Regions from separate parts of the Homo sapiens genome. Here region 1 is linked to region 2. Evidence: chromatin contacts called from ENCODE Hi-C or POLR2A ChIA-PET data. All regions are on one chromosome and are shown on one strand. Each heading gives the region's core, a stretch centred on a gene start or an enhancer-like site at or near the end of the contact. The rest is flanking DNA. Distances are from core to core; before and after follow the strand shown. Region 1 holds the start of AP5S1 (adaptor related protein complex 5 subunit sigma 1). Region 2 holds the start of ITPA (inosine triphosphatase).

Evidence for each region. A loop is a pair of places that touch in the nucleus more often than their neighbours do. ChIA-PET counts read pairs that join two places held with the same protein, here RNA polymerase II (POLR2A). Pooled maps may share reads with other maps.
Region 1: a pooled map shows a loop between it and region 2 (5-fold over the local background). The contact joins the promoter of AP5S1 here to the promoter of ITPA in region 2. A Hi-C loop is called at or near these places in 7 of 50 pooled maps. POLR2A ChIA-PET finds 5 or more read pairs at or near these places in 2 of 52 experiments (RWPE1 and activated naive CD4-positive, alpha-beta T cell).

The regions. Positions count from the first base shown.
Region 1 is chr20:3,818,145-3,822,163 of GRCh38, reverse strand. It overlaps AP5S1 (adaptor related protein complex 5 subunit sigma 1), which reads right to left and starts at 1,617. Exons shown (of 3, transcript NM_018347.3): 1 at 1,406-1,617; 2 at 1-62. The coding sequence starts at 46. RefSeq lists enhancers at 1,234-1,573, 1,114-1,817 and a silencer at 1,814-2,093.
Region 2 is chr20:3,206,978-3,210,856 of GRCh38, reverse strand. It overlaps ITPA (inosine triphosphatase), which reads right to left and starts at 1,359. Exons shown (of 8, transcript NM_033453.4): 1 at 1,240-1,359. The coding sequence starts at 1,305. RefSeq lists enhancers at 1,164-1,233, 1,116-1,764.

The sequences.
Region 1 (4,019 bases), core at 368-2,867, 610 kb before region 2:
CAGTATTCGGGGCCCTCAAGGTGTGAATGAGGAAGGCGTGGACCATGGCTCCAGGGTGGGTGCTACAGGGAAGCCAGAGACATTGGTAAGGTGAGAGTGAACCCCAGCAGGAGAGGCGACCACAGGAAGGGGCTGACCTGGCAGTGTCTGGGAGTGTATCCAGAGGCCAGTGAGGCTGAACACTTTGAATAACAGCATCTGAACAACATCACATAACAGAATCCAGTGATAAAAAATCTCAGACATACATAAGCAGAATAGGCATAAACTAAAAAAAAAAAAAAAGAAAAAAGAAAAACAAACAAACAAACAAAAAAAATCTCAGACCACCCTAAACCTAGTTCTACAAAACAACAGGTATCTTCAAAAGCGTCAAGGTCATGCGGTCATGGAAAACCTGAGGAGCTGCTCCAGACCGAAGGAGACTGAAGAGACCAGATAGCTGAATGCGACGTGTACTCCTGGATCGGGTCCTGGACCAAGAAAAGGGTAATTTGGGCCAGGTGTGGTGACTCACGCCTGTAATCCCAGCACCTTGGGAGGTCTAGGTGGGCGGATCACTTGAGGTCAGGAGTTCCAGACCAGCCTGCCAACATGGTGAAACCTCATCTCTACTAAAAATAAATTAGCCGGGCATGGTGGCGCATGGTTGTAACCCCAGCTACTTGAGAGGCTGAAGCCACAGAATCGCTTGAACCCGGGAGGGGAGGCTGCAGTGAGCCGAGATCGCACCACTGCACTTCAGCCTGGGCGACAGAGGGAAACTCTTGTCTCAAAAAAAAAGAAAGAAAAACAAAAGGATAATTTCCATAAAGGGCATTATTAGGACACTAATAAAAACTTTAAAAACATTTCAATATGGACTATGGGTCAGAAAAAGTCTTGACCAATGTTACCCGATTTTGAATGCAGGAGCTCGTCCTTGTTTTTAGAAAATAAACACGGATGGGCCTCTAAATATAGAGGAAACAGGATTTCATATCTGCAACTAACTCACTTGGTCCAGGGAAGAAAAAAGGCAGAGAGAAAAACAGAGGAAATAATAAGGTAAATGGGGCAAATGAGGTTACAACTTGTGAATCTCATCCAAGTGCATACAGGAGTTACCTGAAACTGTTTCAAAATAGAAACTAAATAATAGTAATGGTTATCTGGCTGGCTCAGTGGCCGGCCCGGGGGTTGAAAGGCGGCGGGTACACAGTCAGTGGGTATCTGTAGCTAAGGCTAAACAGACCGTCAGTTTAAACTGGTAAAATAGCAGGTTCGCAAAGGCACTTCGAGAACCGGAGCCCAGCACCCAATTGCTGACCTCCGCAACCCTCCAGCCGCCAGCAGAGCGCGTCATCACTCCGCGCCGCCGCGTCCCGCCTCTACTAGAGAAATGGTAGCGGTCAAGACAGCTTACGTCACTGCCTCCGTAACCTTGAGGCGCAAGGCACTTCGGGGGTTGTAGTTTCTTACTCCGGTCAGCCAGGCCTAAATGGGGCACCCCGCCCTGAATGTGTTGCCCCTGCAGCTCCGGTCCGCTGTCGTCGAGGCGTCGCCTCAGCCTTCCGTCCGGGCCCGCGGACTGCCACCAAGCGCTCCCCTCCGTGGCAGGAGAGCAATGGCGGCTGCGCGGCCCGTGGGCGCCTGCGCACGTCGGTCGCGGGCGCGCGCGCCAGCTGACGCCGTCGGGTTGGGCGGAGCGCTCATGTCCAGCGCGGTGCTGCAGCAGCCAGGTGCTGGCGGCATATCCCGATGCTTGGACCCTCGGCGTGGGCTGGCCTTGCAGTCAAAACCCTCCGGCCCCGAGCTGCCGGCAGGGACCATGCTGGTCACTCTCGCTGCGGGCTCGAAGCGTCCCCCGCTCGTTGCCCTAGATCAGCGGAGCCCCAGGCTGCCGACCCCGGCGGCCGCGAGGGGGCGCCGCGGCTCGGAGCGCGGAGTCTGCGGAAAAGGCCGGGGCCTAGTTGTCCCCGGAGGGCGGGGCGCGTCGCCTGCGGCCTTAGGAGGCTCCGGGACGGGCGGCGGGTGGACCTAGGCCGGGCCGCGCAGCTACGGGCTGCGGCTGAGTTCTTATCTAGCCAACATGCGTGAGAATCACTGGGGCACCAGTTCAAATGTACATTCCTGGGCTGTACCCCCGGAAATTATGACTTTGGAGGGAAATATGTGTATTTAGGCACATGGGTATTTTGCGCGGATTTTAAATACAAATATGTGTATTTTGCGCAGATTCTGAATTTGTGGGTTCCTGCAGCGGTTTAATGCTGTCACTCGGTTCGGCGCAGAACGATTCGAACGCTGCTTCTGGACTCTCAGTGTGTGTCCCTGGCAGATCTGTCAATTTCATTGGGCCCCAGTAAAACCTTGTAGAGTGTCGCCCAGGGCGAACGCTTAGTAGGGCTGACCAGCAAGCCCCCTTCTTGACTGGAGGCCATCAAAACAACAGGGAAGAGGTTTATACCTTAAACCTGAAAGGGGCACTCTGGCGCTAACCCCTATAGAGCCTTACGTAAAAGCCCCAACTTGGAGGCTTGGCCCATTGGTGTTTGGGGGCCCCACAAGGCCTGCCTGGGCCTCACTGCCTGACTTGCATGTGTTCCTCCAGCCACCACCACCACTACCACCCCCACCGCGACCATGAAGCTGCACCTCCTTTACCTCTTGGCATGTGAATGGCTTCAGCCTTGTCCCCCAAATGTGCCTCGGAGCCTCCCCCACTGACTGTTCCCCCAGCCTAGAATTCCCTTTCCCGGCTTTTTTTTTTTTTTTTTTTTTTTTTGCAGCCTCGCTGCCCGCTCCCATCAGCAATGCTCCTACCTCAGCCCCCCAAGTAGCTGGGACTATAGGCAGGCAACACATCCAGCTACTTTAAATTTTTTTGTAGAGTTAGCGTCTCACTGTATTGCCCAGGCTGGTCTTGAACTCTGGGCTCAAGTGATCCTCCCGCTTCTCCCCCACAAATTGCTAGGATTACAGGCGTGAGTCTCCACGCCTGGCCTTTCCTGTCCTTTTAATTGACCTTGTAGATATATACTCAGACAAAATGGGAGGAAGCCTTCCTGCTCAGGCTGCCCGTTGGCATTCAGCTGCGGCCTTTGCACCCCTGTGAATCAGGTCTCACCAATAGTGCTGATGGCTTCCATCTCCACTCCCCAGGGCCATGCACAACACAGGACTGGAGCCGGCTTGAACACGCTCTTTGGTGACAAGAAAGGAGAACAGGGTAGGGTGGCCCAGGCAGGGATCCTAGAGCCAGCACCCCCTGAGAAAGTGCACTCTGGGCCCCTTAAGCCATAGGACCCAGGATAGGTTAGGAGGTGACTGAAGGGAAGCTGCAGGTGGCCAGGGCCTGGCCAAAGCATGTGACAACACGTAAATGTGTGTGCAGGTGTTGCGGCAAGCCCAGAGACTGTGGGGCCTCAGCTACGAGGCTGGGGAGTGATGTTGGCACAGCTCCTGGTCCCCAGTCCCTATTGCTCTCAGCCAGGGCTGGTGTCTGCCAGCTGATTACAGCAGAGAGCTAGCAAGGAGAGGGCTCTGGTTGCTGGGGGCCACCTGGCATCTGGAACACAGTTTCCCAGCCTCTGTCCACTCCTCAGGCAGTGAGTCAACACCAAGTTTCTGACCACTAGAGGGCTGGCCTCATGTGAGGTGTGTGGAGGAGACAGCTGTGGGAGGCTGGCTTGAGCTACTACTCCCAGAGGACAGTGGGAGACCCAGATGGAGGTGACAGCATGGAGGGCTTCCTCAGCCTACTGGGAGTGGGGGTTTTGCTTGATGGTTTTGCTGGAGGCTGCTTGTGGGTGTGCCCTGGGAGATCCCTTTTCCTTGGCCACTGGGCTCTCCTGGGTCCAACCCATGCTTCTGAGAGTCTGTTCTGGGTACATTGGGAATGTCTATGCCTGCTAGCTCAGACATCATCTAAAACAGCAAGCCCAGCAGTGGCTACTCATGCTGACCTCACTGCTCCATGACCCAGCAGCGCCACTCTTGATGTGTACCTGAGTGAAATAAGGGCTGTTGTTCACCAA
Region 2 (3,879 bases), core at 110-2,609:
CTGGTCTTGAACTCCTGACCTCAGATGTTCTGCCCACCTCAGCCTCCCAAAGTGCTGGGATTACAGGCGTGAGGCACTGCACTCGGGTTCCAGCTCCTTCTTTAAGTGAGGGCAATATTCTCAGCCAGAGGTTTGGGGTCTCATGCCCACTGTCCTGCATGGGCTCTGTTCAGGGTGGACTGCCTGACTGGTCTGGCCTCAGGATCCCAAACCTTTTTTCGGCAAAAGGCTCTGGTTCCTGAGAAGGCCACTCAGTCCTGGCACCAAAGTGACATCAGTCCCTCCCTACACTACAGGCAAATGTAGGTGTCCCTAGTGATTACACCCCACTGGTCTGCCTCAGACATATCCAGTGGGTGTCATCCTGATCCCCCACACATGACCCCCACTCCATGGCTATGGCTGATTGAACAGGGGCAAACTCTTGATTCAAGCAAAGCCAGTCGGAGCTGATATCTGGTAGAAGCCTCATTGTTCCATCCCCCAGCAGGGAAGAAAGGGGAAAGATATGAACAGGAATAGGGATCAGCATCCAGAGAGAACAAGGACAAGTCAGCTTCTTGAGAGAACTTCAGGTCCTGTGGGACACGATAACACTATATTCCCACAGGAGTCATCTGGTGGCTTACATGAGCTCCCTGTGTGTTTCTGTTACTTGCTAGCCACAAAGTCCCTGCAAACAGAAACTTTAGATCCACTGCCTCCTTTACTCCTCCTCTCTATAGCGCTGTGAAGCAAATGTCCTGCATCATCCCCATTTCACACACGCGAAAAGAGGTTAGAACATTTCAGGACGGTGGTGAGGCACGGACTGCTCAGTGTGGAACTCCGTCCCACGCCCTCTCTGGGTCCTGCTAGCCCTGGCCCAGCAGCGGGATGTGGATAAGTCCCAGAAGAGTGTCGGGACACTGGGTTGGGGTCTACTTCAATAGGTGACCTTCGGGGCGGTTGTTAAGAGCCCCGCTACTCCTCCGGGTCCCGCAGTCGCTGACCACACAAGCCCTGTGTCGGGATCTGTCGAGACCCTCGTTCCCTCGCCAACCCCGGGGCGCCCCGATTCTGCAGCCACTCCCTTCTTGCGCCCCAGCTTTTCCACACAGCCGGGTCAGGACCCATTCTTCCGGGCTGAATTCTGTTCTCTCTCCATGCCTCCTCCCACGTGCTTCCCTCCTCCCGGAAGCCCCTTCTCCGCCCTATTCCCAGCCGCCTCCCAGTTAGCCCCCAACACCCTCCCGGCACCTCCTCCAGCTTCTTGGCGTTCCCCGTTACAAACACGATCTTCTTCCCCACCAATGAGGCCGCCATGGTGATCCCCGGTTACCCAGCTGAGCCACCGAAAACTCCTTGGCGTCCAGTGACAGAAAACTTCCGGCTGGTGGCGGAAGTGAACGGCTCAGTTTCCGGCCAGGGGTCCCGGGGAAAGCCGACCCGGACCCCAAGGCGCGTATCGGGCGAGTGGGCTCGCGGTGGCGGCCTAGCCCACAGCGTCCGATTTGCTGGGGGCCTCCCGAGCCTGGAGACTGAGTGACCCACCCCTCCTGCCTAAGGGACGCTATCTTCAAGAACCGGAAGAGACCACTCCCACCCCCACCCCGCCCCTGCTTTCGCTCTTCTCTGCAATGGGGTCTCCGAAAGGAGAAGACTGCAGCCCTGTGACCCTGGAGGTTTGCGCTCTCCTATGCTGTCTCAAAAAACTGCCTCCTTCTAGGCAAGGGCTTCCAAACCCTCATCCTGATCTCACCTTCAGCCTTACCCGCCAGCTATGATCCACTCGACTGTGAACTTAAACTCGGCATAGCCTAAAACAAGCCCAAACTTCTCACCCGTTTTCACTCCTAGGCTTGAGAGCTCAGTATGTAGAGTTCCTCACTTCCTCATCCCTCCAGCCTCTCAAATCTATCACCCCTTCTCCGTGGCCACCGTTTCAGCCAGATCTTTGCATTCCAAACACAACAGAAAGTAGGAAGTGCCCTCTCAAAGGTGGGTCTGCTGAACCTCTGCTGATACTCTCTTTGCAGCAAGTCATCTGACCTCCCTCCTCCAGAGACTCAGCCCTCTGCCCCCCGCCTGGACCCCTGTGTCAGTACCTCTTGAATGGCCACTTCTGCCCATGGACAAGAAAGGGAGGGAGTCTGAGTTCTTACCAAGCTCCTCAGGCCATTCTGATGCTCATCAAAGTGTGGGAAAGCCCGGTGGCTCACGCCTGTAATCCCAGCACTTTGGGAGGCTGAGGCGAGTGGATCACCCGAGGTCAGGAGTTTGAAACCAGCCTGACCAACATGGAGAAACCCCATCTCTACCAAAAAGTACAAAATTAGCTGGGCATGGTGGTGCATGCCTGTAATCCCAGTTCAGAGAATTCAGGATTCAGGAGAATCGCCTGAATTCGGGAGGTGGGGGTTGCAGTGAGCGGAGATCGTGCCATCGGACTCCAGCCTGGGCAACAAGAGCAAAACTGCGTCTGAAAAAGAAAAAAAATGTGTGGGAACCACTGCTTTGGGTGGTGACCTGTTTTCTTTTATTGAAGTAGAAACACTAACCATTATGCAGAGTCCCTAGAGGAGTGGCCATGGGGATTTGGGGGCAGAGGAGGGCTTGGGGGACATCAGTTACCCCGAGGAGCCTGAAAAGAAGAAAAACAGCCCACCTTACATGGATGCCTTTCTTGGATCTTAGCCAGCTCAAGCCCCAGCTCAGGAAAACCTTCCCTGAGCTCCCTTTCATCTGCTTGCATAGCACTGACCTCTGCACTGCAAATAGATATTCATTTGTGTGATTCTGTTTTCTCTTCTAAAAATCCTAATGGTAAAAACCATATCTGTTTTTGCTCACCTCTCTTTTTCTTTTTTTTTTTTTTTTTTGAGACGGAGTCTTGCTCTAGTCACCTGGCCTGGAGTGCAATGGCATGATCTTGGCTCACTGCAACCTCTGTCTCCTGGGTTGAAGCGATTCTCCTGCCTCAGCCTCCTGAGTAGCTGGGACTACAAGCACCCCCCACGACGCCCAGCTAATTTCTGCATTTTTAGTAGAGACGGGGTTTCACCATGTTGGCCAGGCTGGTCTCGAACTCCTGACGTCGTGATATGCCCACCTCGGCCTCCCTAAGTGCTGGGATTACAGGCATCAGCCACTGTGTTTTGTTGTTGTTGTTGTTGTTGTTTTGAGATGGAGTCTTGCTCTTGTCGCCCAGGCTTGAGTGCAGTGGCACGATCTCGGCTCACTTCAACCTCCGACTCCCGGGTTCAAGGGATTCTCCTGCCTCAGCCTCCTGAGTAGCTGGGATTACAGACATGCACCACCACACCCAGTGAATTTTTGTACTTTTAGTAGAGGTGGGGTTTCACCATATTGACCAGGCTGGTCTCAAACTCCTGACCTCAGGAGATCCCTCCACCTCAGCCTCCCAAAGTGCTGAGATTACAGGCTTGAGCCACGGTGCCCAGCCTCACCTCTCATTCTTAAATCCCAGCTCCTGGTACATAGTAGGTGTTCTGTAATGTAAGATAACTAGCTTGGGCACAGTGGATCACTTGATCCCAGGAGTTCAAGACAAGCCTAGACAACATGGTGAAACCCAGTCTCTACAAAAAATACAAAAAATTAGTTGGGCTTGGGGGCACACACCTGTAGTCACAGCTGTTTAGGAGGCTGAGGTGGGAGGATCACCTGAGCCTGGGAAGTCGAGGCTGCAGTGAGCCAAGAGTGCCACTGTACTCTAGCCTGGGTGATGTGAGTGAGACCCTGTCTCAAAAAACCAACAAACAAAAAGATCACAACTGACATCTATAATTACAAGTCCATAGATAACTTTCTTTTTCATTCTTTTATTTATTTATTTTTTTTGAGATGGAGTCTTGCTCTGTTGCCCAGGCTGAAGTA